Linked DNA regions of Homo sapiens: region 2 is linked to region 1. The links are chromatin loops, found by intact Hi-C in ENCODE. Cell type or tissue: pancreas. All regions are shown on one strand.

Region 1 (2,500 bases):
TTTAAGTCCCTAATTGTGACATTGACTTAATCTTCTCAGCCAGCTCATTTATGACTGGATAATTTCTGTATGTTGACCTCTGAAGGGAAAGGAGGGATTCGTGAAACAGGGGCCCTGCCTCTGGAGAACTGTCTAGTTGCCCACACATTAGATGATGGCAAGCTATGAGGGGCCAGCAAGAGGACTTCAAGAGAAAGGACCCCAGCCCTACCTTGAGGGAGTGGAGGCAGGGGTGGCTCCCTAGAGGGCTATTTGGGAGTTAAGAGATGGGAAGAACATTCCAGGCAAAGCAAATGACAGGTACAGGAGCACCTGTGTGATTAACTAGGGAACTGGAGGATTCACGTAAAAATGAAAATACCTGGGGCTCTTGTTAACCCATGGGTTCCTGTTTTAGGGCTGGGATGGGGCCCAAGTACTCATCTCCAGCAGGCTGGGGTGCCAGGGCTGCTCCTCACGGCTGCCTTGGTTAGGAGGAGGGATTGGAGACAGCTCTTGCCATAGTTCAGGGGAGAGGTGTGGGGTCTAAACTCTGGCGTGGCAGCGTTGCTCACCAGTTGCACGTTGTAGTAGGTAGACCACAAGAAGCAGAGATAGAAGGGGAAAGCCACACTGGTAAAAAGGTAGTGATGGTGGCAGGGAGCCTTTTACCAACCACGAAGGTGCCTCAAGAGAGGAAGACTTTGCCTGTGTGGCACTGCCAGGGCTCCACTGAGCCAGCCCTGTTTTAAAAGCCTTCCTTGGTGCTCTAGTTGTTCCTATGGGTGCCTGAGTGACCATGAGTGACTGTCTTTAGTCAAAAACCCTCCCCACCTGAAGTAGCACTTTCATTACCCTAGAGTCACCATCCTGGTAAATAGAGGGTTCGTTCCCAGGAAGAAAGTGAATCCTGAAACCCGGCAGAAAGGCCAGGTAAGGGACATGGACTCTTCCTACTTTAGAGAAGGCTCTGGGAGTCCACCAGGCTCCATGCAATCTCACACACCTTCCTTTATAGATTGAGGGAGAAGTGGACCTCATTGGGATGGTGAGGCTGACAGAAACCAGGCAGCCTTTTGTCCCTGAGAACAATCCAGAAAGGAACCACTGGCATTATCGAGACCTGGAAGCTATGGCCAGAATCACAGGCGCAGAGCCCATCTTCATTGATGCCAACTTCCGTACGTTGTGGACCAGCCCATCTCGGAACAAGTAGCTTTTGTGAATACTGTCCTTCCTCCTAACCCTCATTGCCCAGTCACTACTGTGGCTTATGTTCTCACATGTGTATATGGCGGGTGGGAGGAGGCAGCAACTCAGCAAAGAACCTAGGCAAGTACTGAGCGGACAAGGGCGGGGATGGTCACCCAACGTAAAGGCCATACAGGACTTCCAACTGGCCACGCAAAAATGACAGCCACTAGGAAGTGGTGCAGAGGCTGGCAGGCCAGTAGGGGGTGGACTTGAGTCTGCTGTCTCCACAGAGAGCACAGTCCCTGGAGGACCCATTGGAGGGCAAACCAGAGTTACTCTGAGGAACGAGCATCTGCAGTACATCGTGACCTGGTGAGTCCCCAGCGGCCCTCTGGCTTCCTCCCCTTCAGCCTAGCAGCCTGCTAATGCTGGCTTGCTTTCAACCCCTAGGTATGGACTCTCTGCAGCTACATCCTACCTGTGGTTTAAGAAATTCCTACGTGGGACACCTGGTGTGTGACAGATCAGCTGCTGAAGCCCTGTCCCTGGATAATGCAGTATTTCAAGACTGCCTTTATGCTGGATCATGTGCTACTGGTATAAAGTTCTGGCCTTCTACCTTAAATGAGCTCATGACTGGTTCATCATAAAATCCTGGCTTGGTTTCAGTCCAAAGAACTTTCCCAAAACTTGATACTCAAGTTACATCTCTAGGGAACAAAATGCCTGGTTTAAGAATGTATTTAAGGGTGGGAAGGGCCGGGTGCGGTCAGGAGCTCAGACCAGCCTGGCTAACATGGTGAAACCCCATCTCTACCAAAAACACAAATATGGGCCAGCCAGTTGGGATGCTGAGGCACCAGAATATCCTAAACCTGGGAGGCGAAGGTTGCTTTGACATCACACCACTGCACTCCAGCCTGGGCGACAGAGTGAGGCTGTGTCTCAAAAAGATACTTGCTAACCCCAAGTAAGATTCAACCCGAGATACTCAACAGACACTGGCTGAAGGAAAATTTGTATTATTTCAATTATTTTTATGTACAGAAAACTCAACAGTGTACATTTAACCCAGTTTAGTGGCAAGTTCTTTAGCCTTTGCCTTTTCGAGCTTGGCGATACGAGCCACAGACTTAGGACCCAGGACATTGCCACCCCAGTGACGGCGGATCTGAAAAGACAAAAAGAGGCAGTTAGCTTGGCTTACTGTTTTCTGAGATTTTCAAGGTTATTAGTTGCGTTAATTCTGTTTGGCTGTTCCAAGCTGATCGTCAGATAGAACTTCTCATAGGTTAAGCCAGCCAGTTATTTGGGAGAAAGATTTGTG
Region 2 (2,500 bases), 300 kb after region 1:
TCAGCATAGGTTCATCCACTGGTAACAAGCGCCCCACTCTACTGAGATGCTGATCACGGGGGAGGCTGAGTGGGGGTGGCTGGGGGGCATAGGAGAAATCGCTGCGCCTTATTTTGCTGTGATTCTAAAATTGCTCTAAAAAAATAAAGTCTTAAAACACATACACACACATACAAAGCAGAGATTCTAGAACTACCTCTGTATGTTGGCACAGAACACCCTTAGGTAGGTATTTCTCAAAATATTTGTAGTAGTTACGTCTTTAAGGTTGGACACCAAACTGACACAAAAGCAGGCAGGCCAGTGTAAAGAACCCCCACAAGCCCGTCACCAGCTTCAGCAATGATCAGCACATGGTTAACTGCATTTCATCGAAGTGCATCTTAAAGTAGGTCTCGGACATCATCAAATTCACTCGGGTGATCATTACCTTTTAAAATGTGTTTCCATTTTACCTTAGTTTTCTACATGAGTACATAGCATCTGCACACTTACAAAGAATAGCAGTAATTTTCACATTGTGAAACAAAACTAGAAAGACGGGATCGAGCCTGGGCCTTCTTTTTAAAGTGCCTGCGTTAGAAACCGCACGGGACAGGTCAGCACTATCGCGTTTTCAAAGATGTTCCCCAGGAAAACCGGGTGGTCACCTGCAAGAGCAGCCCACCTGTGCCCAACCCTGTAGGGAGAGGCTGCGGCAGCCTTGGCTGCATCCCCAGACCGCTCCCCATGGTGGCCTCAGGCTGTGGTCTGTGTCACCATGATTCTAAGTAGGTGGGGAACTGCTGGCAGGGGTCGAAGGGTGCTGATGGCAAAGTCAACAGGACCACCTTGGAGAGTCCCTGAGGAACAGGAGGGACCCACCATCCTCCAGTTAGGACGACCCCGTCAGGCCACCCAGCAGCCTCTGCTTGCCCACCTGGTTTGTGGGAAGCTCAATCTCCCCAGGAAGGGGCCAAGGAGGCAGTGGCTAGGTCTCCTCCCTGCCAGTCCTCATGCACCCAGCAACGTGAGCAGGGCAGGAGAATCGACAGCAGCCCTGGGAGAAAATGCAGGTTCTTTCCAGGTGCTGGAAACTGATAAACCACATGGGGAGGGAGGGGGGCCTTGGGGCCCGAGGGCAGCTGGCCCTCCTCCCTCATTTTACCCCAGGGGCTGGAAACAGCTTCCCACTGGCCCACAGGGCAGAGCAGTAACTCAGATGCTGCTGCCATCTAGTGCCAGGGGCGGCAGTGCTGACAAGTGCTGTTTTCTTTTTTTTGAGATGGAGTTTCACTCTTGTTGCCCAGGCTGGAGTGCAATGGCACGATCTCAGCTCACCTCAACCTCCACATCCTGGGTTCAAGCGATTCTCCTGCCTCAGCCCCCCAAGTAGCTGGGATTACAAGCATGCGCCACCACGCCCGGCTAATTTTTTGTATATTATTATTTTTTGAGATGGGGTGTCACTCGGTCGCCCAGGCTGGAGTGCGGTGGCGCGATCTCGGCTCACTGCAAGCTCCGCCTCGCGGGTTCACGCCATTCTCCTGCCTCAGCCTCCCAAATAGCTGGGACTACAGGCGCCCACCACCACACCTGGCTAATTTTTTTGTATTTTTAGTAGAGACAGGGTTTCACTGTGTTAGCCAGGATGGTCTTGATCTGACCTCAGGTGATCCACCCGCCTCGGCCTCCCAAAGTGCTGGGATTATAGGTGTGAGCCACCGTGCCCAGTCTGTTTTCTTTTATGTATTTTTGTTTCTGACAAGAGTATGCTGCTTGTGGTGAAGAAAAAACAAACCAAAAAACCACTTTTTTTTTTTAAAACACGGTCCCACTCTGTCACCCAGGCTGGAGTGCAGTGGCACAATGACAGCTCACTGCAGCTTTGACCTCCCAGGCTCAGGCCATCCTCCCATCTCAACTTCCCAAGTAGCTGAGACCACAGGCACACGTGCCACCACACTTGGGTGATTTAAAAAAAATTTTTGTAGACACAGGGTCTCACTATGTCGCTCAGGCTGTTCTCAAACTTCTGGGCTCAAGCGATCCTCCCACCTCAGCCTCTCAAAGTGCTGGAATTACAGGCATGAGCCACTATGCCTGGCCAATAAGTAACTTTAAAAAATAGGCTGGGTGCGGTGGCTTACGCCTGTAATCCCAGCACTTTGGGAGGCTGAGGCAGGCGGATCATCTGAGGTCAGGAGTTTGAGACCATCTTGGTCAACATGGTGAAACCCCGTCTTTACTAAAAATACAAAAGTTAGCTGGGCGTGATGGCGCGCACCTGTAATCCCAGCTACTCGGGAGGCTGAGGCAGGAGAATCACTTGAACCTGGGAGGCAGAGGTTGCAGTGAGCCGAGATCGCGCCACTGCATTCCAGCCTGGGTGACAAGAGGGAAATTCCGTCTCCAAAAAAAAAAAAAGGAAGGATCATGTCACCCCCTGCTTCAAACTCTTATAGTGAGTACAATACACTTACAGAAAATGGTATCATTCTATGTGCAACAGTTTTCTGCA

Evidence for each region. Hi-C counts contacts between places; a loop is a spot of excess contacts. Peaks named below come from ENCODE experiments on the same cell type or tissue, not always from the same donor. Only the 100,000 strongest peaks of a DNase experiment are listed, where the experiment ranks them.
Region 2: it touches region 1 in a loop (2.4-fold over the local background); 8 of 110 quality-filtered maps call a loop at or near these places.

The regions. Positions count from the first base shown.
Region 1 is chr9:133,351,106-133,353,605 of GRCh38, reverse strand. RPL7A (ribosomal protein L7a) reads right to left here. Exons shown (of 8, transcript NM_000972.3): 8 at 2,180-2,344. The coding sequence ends at 2,240. It overlaps SURF1 (SURF1 cytochrome c oxidase assembly factor), which reads left to right. Exons shown (of 9, transcript NM_003172.4): 6 at 840-912; 7 at 998-1,160; 8 at 1,464-1,545; 9 at 1,624-1,848. The coding sequence ends at 1,693. Among named protein-coding and RNA genes, the nearest start is that of SNORD36C, 1.5 kb to the right of the region's middle. In pancreas, a CTCF peak has its summit at 1,452 (motif pointing right); a DNase peak (open chromatin) is centred at 1,435.
Region 2 is chr9:133,047,431-133,049,930 of GRCh38, reverse strand. The region is part of intron 3 of GTF3C5 (general transcription factor IIIC subunit 5); the gene reads right to left. Among named protein-coding and RNA genes, the nearest start is that of MIR6877, 3.3 kb to the left of the region's middle. RefSeq lists a silencer at 1,117-1,186. In pancreas, a CTCF peak has its summit at 1,221 (motif pointing left); a DNase peak (open chromatin) is centred at 1,110; H3K27ac peaks cover 1,356 bases.